2 separate regions of the Homo sapiens genome follow, and region 1 is linked to region 2. Evidence: read pairs that join two places in POLR2A ChIA-PET (ENCODE). Cell type or tissue: PC-9. All regions are shown on one strand.

Region 1 (4,000 bases), 64 kb after region 2:
AAATGCCAATGTCTGTGTCTCAACCACAGAGATCCAAATATGATCAATCTAGAGTAAGGCCTGAGCACTGGGATTTTCTAAAGATCCACAGGTGATTCTAATGGACATGCAATTTGAAAGTCATTATTATAGGCTCTCCCACCAGTGTGCAACCTCTGACTTAGGTCACTCAACCAGCAAGAGACAGAGATGAGATAGATTCCCTGATATTGTAGCCCGTGGTCCAGAACTATTTTGTGACTCTCAGTAGCAACACCATTGCTAAGACCTTTCTGCACTAGTGTTTTCTGGAAAGAATGGTACTGTTTTACCTTGCAGTAGTAAACCAAGAGGAGGAGGAGCATCCCAGGCAATGGGGAGTAGCATATGAGAAAGCGGAGATATGAAAGGACACCAGGCATTTGTGGAAAACTGAATGATATAGTCCCTAGAGAGACAGACAGTTTGGGAGAAAGAACATCACACCATTTGGGAAGATCTCTATGTGCAGGATTATAAAAAGCCTTGAATACACAGCTTGCTTTTGGGAATAGGGAGCCATCTAAGGATTTTAAACCAAAGAGAGATGTGATCAGCTTTCCCTTTCAAATGAGGCATTAAATGCAGTGAACTGAGGGAGACTCAAGATGGCTACAGTACATTAGGCAAGAGACCTAATGGTCCTGAACGAGGCAGGCCAGCTTACAGGGAGGAGAGGAATCTCCTTCTGGGGGCTCTGAGAACCTAGGGCTGGGCTTAGAGAAGTCACTTTTAACAGATTCTCAACCTCTGTTAACACTTCACAGTGAATTAGTAGAGAAGTAGAGAGAAAAGAGGGCAGAAACCAAAACCCAAAAGCAGAAATCGTTTCCCAGGTCCCTGGTCTTTCTGTGACCCACTGGTACCAGCACTTGTCCATAGAAAGGAAGCCATGGGTTCTCTGAACTTGAGGGAAGGAGACAAACAGTGCCTTTGCAACAATTTCCTGTGTTGGCATTTTTTTTTTCAAGAAGAAAAGAAAAATGTCATTTGAATGCAGAAACACAAGCTCAATTCCTAGCAATGAGCTTCTGATAATAAGGAAAAAGAACCAGGACCATTTCAACACCTAGGCAGATCACAAAGCCACCAAGGGAGTCTTCTCTGAGGAATGGGGTATTAGGATAAAGCAGTGTGATGACAATGGGAAGGTGTGTGGGGCCTGGACGGTACCCAGGGTGAGTGTCTGAATGACAAACAGATCAGCATGGGCAAAAACATGTCTTCCCTGCCAGCATCTTTCAGTCCCAAAGGAGACCTCTACAAAGTCAGAGGTTATGATACCCCAATGGATACCAACAGGCCAGCACCAACCAGAGCAAGCCTGGGGATCCGAAGGTCACAGTGTAGATGTAGACCAGGCCTGTGGTCTCAGAAGATGCTGACCTAGTTTGAAAGTGAGGACTCTCTTCTCCCCTTGGGCTATTTGTCCTGTGACGTTATCCCATCTTGCCCATCGCCTGGGACCATCTGGTTTATTTAATCCCTGCCAGTTAAATGCTCATGTGTGGCCCAGGCCTGCCAGTGGGATCCAAGACAACAGAATCCTTCTTTTAACAACTCTGACAACATCTCCCTTTGGTCTGAGTTTGCATGTCTGACGCCCAAATCCATGATAGCAGTCTGGGCCTCCCACCAAGTCTTTTCATTTGAGTGCATTTTAAAGTTATGAAGTACTTCAAGTGCACTGAAAAAAAAATAGAGACAAAAATCCACCTCCTGCTCAGATTCGATGAAACAATGTGTCCCATGCAAGGGACATCAGCAAGATTCCAATACGAGAAGTAGCTGGTGCCATGAGAGAGAAGGAGCCTTGGGCCAGTAGACAGAGCTCTGAACCTGGTTGTGAAGGCCTGGATTCCAGTCCTCACTCTGCTCCCAAAGCTCTGAAAGCCCCAGGGAATCCTGCTCTCTGTGCCTCAGTCCCCACAGTCTCCCTGTTAGTTTCTCCTTATTTTTCCAACCTCTCTACATGGGGATTCCCTGGGCTCAGCTCTTTGGCCTCTTTTCTTTCCTCTCTACCCTCACTCCCTAAATAATCTCATCTAGGCTTATGACATTTAAAACCACCTAAATGCTGATGGCTCTCCAATTTCATCTCTAGCTTGGGCACCTCCTCTAAACCACAGGCGTGATATTTCAACTGCCACCTTCGCATTTCTCATGTTTAATGTCTAACAGAATGCCCATGTCCAAAACTGAGGTCCTCATATTGCCCCAAAATTTGTTCCTCACGGCCTTCCTCATCTCAGAAAGTAGACACTCCATTCTTCCAGTTGCACAGGCCAAAAATCTTGGGGCGTCTTTGACTCCTCTCTCTCTCATACTGCACATCTGAGTCACCAGCAAATCCTCTCAGCTCCACCTTTAAAGTACATCCAGACTCAACCACAGCTGCTACCACCCTGGAACGGGTCACTACAGCCTCTTGCAAGGAGTACTGCAGGAGCCTCCTGGCTAATATTTCCTCTTTCATTCTTGTATCTCTATGGTCTGTTATCAACTGGGTGACAGTAAATTGGGTAACATCACCCTGCCACTCAACTTCTCCAGTGGCTTCCTATCTAATTCAGATTAAAAACCAGTGTTCTGACAGTGACCTGATCCCCGTTACCACTCTGGTCCTACTGCACACATTAGCCTCCTCATGTATGAACATTTCAGGATGCTCCTGCCTCAGGGCCTTGGCACCTGCCATTCCTCTTATTTGTTTCCTTCATCTTTTTTTTCCCCCAGTGTCATCCTCTTAGTAAGGCCTTCCCTCACTACCCAATTTAGATTGTAACTTCATTCCCTACCTTTCCTATCTCCCTTGCCTACTTTGTTCTTCTTCTTAGTATGTAACCCTATCTAATATACCACACATCTCAACTTACATTGTGTATTGTCTAGCTCCTCTATCCACAATAACAGCAATTTAGTAGCTCTTCTCTGCCATATCCCCAAGTGCCTAGAAAAATATCTGACACATAATATGCACTCAATAAACATCCATTAAATGAATGAATCTTGAAAATAGGGAATATTTTACGACATTCTGTAAATATCATTATGACCCTATTAAGATGGTGATGTAGGATTATTGAGCTTGTTTTAAAAGAAGTGAAAGGATAAGAAAAAGACGGAAATTTCATCACTATCACCCAAGTTCTTGTATAAAACAACACCTCTCAAGGTAACTGCCTTTAAAAACTTGAATTCCTTTAGAGAAAAGTCAGAGAGTAAGACATATGTTTGTTTCCAGATAAGAAAGGGAAAGAAAGATGTTATGAAGGTTTCAGATAAGAGGGTCAAACACCAAATCAACCTAGGCAGACTGAAATCCTGGGGTAACAATCAGATGACCTGTTGGAAGGGTCAGGGTTAGGACACCATTCCAAATTCCCCTCCTTCCCCAAAATAGGGCTAAGTAGCAGTTTGTGATTAAGGTCAAAGCTGGCAGAGACCCTTCGGGCACTTTATCTGATTGCTTTACAAATAAGGAAACTGATATCTAGGGGAGAGGAAAGACTACGTCGCCCAAGGCCAGCAGCCTAGATAATGGTTAAACCAGGTCTGAAACCAAGGTTTTCTGACTCCAAGGCCAATGAGCTCTTCTATACCACAACCACTAATGCAACCACCTCTACAGGACTCTGTAACAGCATAGTCATATAACAGGCGGATTTCATTTCCCTGGTGCATGTGGCAGTACCCAAGCAATGCCAAAAATGACTCCAAAGGAAATTCCTTAGCTAGGAGTCCCACAGAGAACCAGAATGGGACTTGGAAAAGAACTAAATTCCTCTGGAGTATTCCAGCCAATGGGAAGGGAGCCCAGAAAATTACTGGTGTTTTCTGTTTAAAGAGATGTTTTTAAACAGCTATCTTTGAAGAATGAAGAGTGACCATCGTGCTTCTGGAAAAATGAAATCATTGCTTTGAAATAAATATGAGGGAAGAAAATAAATAACTCTACAGTTAATAAATAAACCATTTCAAA
Region 2 (4,000 bases):
GTGTAGAAAGAGCACAGAGACAGTGATGGAGAGAGGATTAACACAGTGAGGATTAAATTCTGTCTCTGCCACCATCTGAGTGAGGAACCTTGGTGAAGCTCCTTGATCTCCCTCAGCAATGGTTTTGTCATCAGTTGAAAGGAAGAGTTCCTAATGAATACAACGTCTTCCTCACAGGTTGTGGGAGGATTTGAATGACATGAGGGTCTAAGTGGAATCAGTACTGCAAAACGCAGTTGTGCTCAGTGGTTGGGAGCTCAAACTTTGGAGTCATTCAGACCCAGCGTCAAGTCTTGCCTCCACTTCTTACTGGAGCAGTTGCTTAACCTTGCTAAGATTTTCTTCTCCATCTGTAAAATGGAGATAATAATGATGCTTATTTCATAGACTTACTGTGAATGCCAAATGAAGTAAATGCTTTAATGTCATATGTCCAACACATCTCTAATTAGCTCAAAAGTACTATTATAGTGGTAATGAAGGCAATGGTATGAGTAATAAAGTGTCTGCCTGGTATCACCAGATGTTCAATGAATGTCAGTTTTCTTATCAACTCTGACCCTACCACTGACTGCCTATGTATGACCTTGCTAATGTTACTGAGTTTTTTCTAGCAATTTATGGAAAAGTGCTTCCAAAGCACTATTCGAAAGCAGGAGGTTATTTATTTCTCCTTTGTATTTACCTTGTAGAAACACACATTTTACAGCAGTTTCTAATCTATTAACTCATTTGATTCCCATGGAATAGGAAGAGCACGGATTATTGCACCTAATTTACAAAAAAGGAAACAGGTACAAGTGAATTTGTTCAAGTCTCTGCAGGAAAGCCAGGCTTGAATCCCTGCTCTTCTAACTCCCCAAGTCATGGTTCTGTGTCTCCATGCAGCCTTCCTCAGAACAGGCTTTACTGTGGAAGGGGTCCTGTTGTGTTTCCTGGCCATGCATTATTCCTGAAACAATACTCTATTTGTCAAGATGATTTCATAAAATTTAGTAAAACAGAAGGTCCTTGAGGGTCCCTATATTGTCTAGATTATTTTAAATAACGTTCTCTTTTATCCTTTGAGAGAAAAAAATGTTTTTTAAAAATAATAGAAAATGGAGTCTGAACTACAGTGAATCTGCAAGTGCTTGTATCATCTGCTTGTAGTACATCCTTTCTGATGAGCTCAAGCTCATTCCCACTAGATTGCCAGCCCCATGAGTTCAGGGCCTATGTCTGTGTTTTCTCCAGTAGAAAGCACAGTCCTGGGCAGAACAGGAAAAGGCACATGTCTCCTGGCAGTGGAAAGGGCTCTGGCCTAGAAAACAGCTGCTGACTCCTGCTGAGAGCTTGGGCAAGTCACGTCTTCATTCAAGGCCTCAGTTTCCCCATCTGCCTGATGAGGGAACTGGACCAGCTGGCCTCTCCAAACCCTTCCAGTTCTGATGGTCTGTGACTCCCAGTCCAATGCCCCTTCCCTCAGGCCACATTGGGTCAGTCTGCATCCTGCTGTGTAATTGAGAGGTAAGTCGCTCCCAAGTGGGACTCTTCTGACCCCTAAGCTCCTAATTTCTGTGCAATGCTCTGTGTTTACTTAGAACATGCCCTCGACCTTCCGGCTGAACTCATTTCACCTACTGCATAACTCTGCTCATTCTCTGGGAGTGGACAGGAGGCCTTGGCCCCAGAAGGAAATGAGAAATGGGTAAACATTTCTCATGAATTTCAATTGTAGTCTCCGGTGGAATTCTCCCACTCCAGAGACACCAGGACCCAAACACCAATTCTAGCTTATTCAGAAGAATTAGAAAATGAAAATGAGCTTGCTTCAGGAAAGTGTAATGAAAGCTCATTTTATGCCAAAAGTGCAAACAGCACAGGCTTCAGGGTGATGGAAAACAAAAGGAAGCTCGCAGTGCTGAGGAAGAGCATGTGGGTGAGTGTGAGCTGGGAAGGTCCCAGGTGTGGGTGCACATGGGGTGCATATCTCTGTGCTTGAGTATATTACAGGTTGCTGTTGAAAACACCTTGGTGAAGAGCAGTGCCTGACTTTACTTCGATGTGCTTATAAAGGGAAAAGTTAAGGGACGAAGAGGTATTCATTTATTCAACAAATATTCATCCAGTGCCTACAATTTATTAGAGCTTAGGGTACAGCAGTAATTAGAACAGATAGAAATCTCTGAAGTGAGGCTTACATTGCACTGGGATAAACAGACAATAAACACTAAACATAATACATAACTAAATTATGTACTAAGTAATAAGTTTATGGACAAAAATAAAATAGAGCAGGGCTCTGCATGAGTTGAGATGGGGGCTCTGATTTAAATATGGTGCTCATTGAGAGAGTGACATTTGAGCAAACACTTGAAGCAGGTAAGGTTAGCCATGTGGCTTTCTTGTTGGGGGGGCTACCCTGGGGGGCACTTTAACCAGAGGGAACATTCAGTGCCCTCAGGTGGAAAGTGCCTGGTGTGTTTGAAGAATAGCAAGGATGGCAGTGTGGCTGGAGGGCAGGAACATGAATGAAGACTGAGAGGTACAGATGGGGGGCGGGATGGGAGACTGGAAAACAGGGTTCCTGTTAAATGCTGCCAGCCAATGGCAGGCTTTACAAGCTGCTTTCATGCCCCGAATCTCATTTGACCTGATGCTCAGAGTATTAATGTCCACTTTTTACGTTTGTGAAAACTGTGCCCTGGAGACAGGGGCATGGGTGCTAACAACCAGATTGGGGGGTGGGGGCAGGGAATGGGGGCAAAGAGATGCGCAGTGGCTTATCATTCGACATTCAGATAGCACAGACACAGAGAGCCCGCAGAGCATAGAGCATAGAACAATCACATAATTAGGAAGTAATGAGTTTTCACAGAACTGGTTTTCATAGAACTGGTTTCTAATAGAATGTACTTAATTTTAAGTTTATGAAACTTGATGATGGCTGGATTTAACAACAGGGTAGCAAAATCTCTGAAAAGCTGACAGTTGGCTCTTATAAACTGGTGTGAGCTGCCGGCTCCAGCACACCTACCGCCTGGGGAGGTTTAAGTGACCCCTGAGGTATGAGTGGCAGAGCTATGACAGTTGGTCCTTATTCCAGCACTCTTGTAGGATTTCTGTGCAAAGATTTGAGGATATAAGTTTAGCCTGAGTCAGGGCAAGGTCCTGGGCAGTGTCACAGGAACACAGCAGCTCACAATCCTTGAAACTCTGCTGGAAGACACTGGCCCAAGGCGGCCCCTTCTGTCCACTCAGCACAAGCCTCATCACTGCCTTCACCCACGTCCTGGCTATGACACACCTGGAGCCACGCAGCTTCTGCCGCAGAAGAACACAGCAACCCTTTGTGTTTCCCATCCTCAGGCTATTTTCCCGTCCTGAACTGTTTGGGGCCCAGCCTCCAAGTTGCTGAAGGGATTTGCATATGAATGAGCTCAGCTCTGGAGTCCCAGAAGGGGTGAGGTGGGGGAGTCTGAGCCATTCTCAGGCCAAACAGTGCCAATCCTCCCTGGCTCTCCCTCCCAGACACAATTCCAGACTCTTCCCTCCCACCCCACCCCCCAAGCCCAGCTCCCTCTGAGACGGTGGGCACTGCTGGTTTCCCACCTGCGGGATGCCCGCTTCCCAGGCTCTTGGCAGGACCCCTCCCCTGCCAGCTCTTTCTTCTCCCTCTGCTCATGCTGCCCTTTTCTGTCCAGAGCCCTCCCGAGAATGGGCAATCCTTCCTGGCAGCAGTGGGATTCTTGGACTCTTAGGACCTGCCAGCTGTTTCTCTGGCCCCCACCAGCTGTTTCTCAGGCCCCCACATTCTTTATGGCGCCAAGCATTTGCATGTACACAATACCTGCTTAGGGGCTCACTCAGCTCTGTTAGGAGGTTTTCACCCTAATTAACAAATAAGAACACCATCCTGGAAAGAGCAGTGCACCTAGGCCCCAGTACTGGCTCTGCCATTGACTGACTTTGAACAAGTCTGTTCCTCCGCCAGGTATAGACTTGAGGTCTTTTCATG

Evidence for each region. ChIA-PET counts read pairs that join two places held together with the same protein. Peaks named below come from ENCODE experiments on the same cell type or tissue, not always from the same donor. Only the 100,000 strongest peaks of a DNase experiment are listed, where the experiment ranks them.
Region 1: POLR2A ChIA-PET joins it to region 2 with 5 read pairs; 6 of 35 experiments call an interaction of 5 or more read pairs at or near these places.

Annotation. Positions count from the first base shown.
Region 1 is chr3:187,210,461-187,214,460 of GRCh38, reverse strand. No RefSeq gene overlaps it. Among named protein-coding and RNA genes, the nearest start is that of RTP1, 15 kb to the right of the region's middle. In PC-9, no CTCF peak of the experiment used is centred here; a DNase peak (open chromatin) is centred at 2,370.
Region 2 is chr3:187,274,514-187,278,513 of GRCh38, reverse strand. The region is part of intron 2 of MASP1 (MBL associated serine protease 1); the gene reads left to right. Among named protein-coding and RNA genes, the nearest start is that of MASP1, 15 kb to the left of the region's middle. In PC-9, no CTCF peak of the experiment used is centred here; no DNase peak of the experiment used is centred here; H3K27me3 peaks cover 1,032 bases.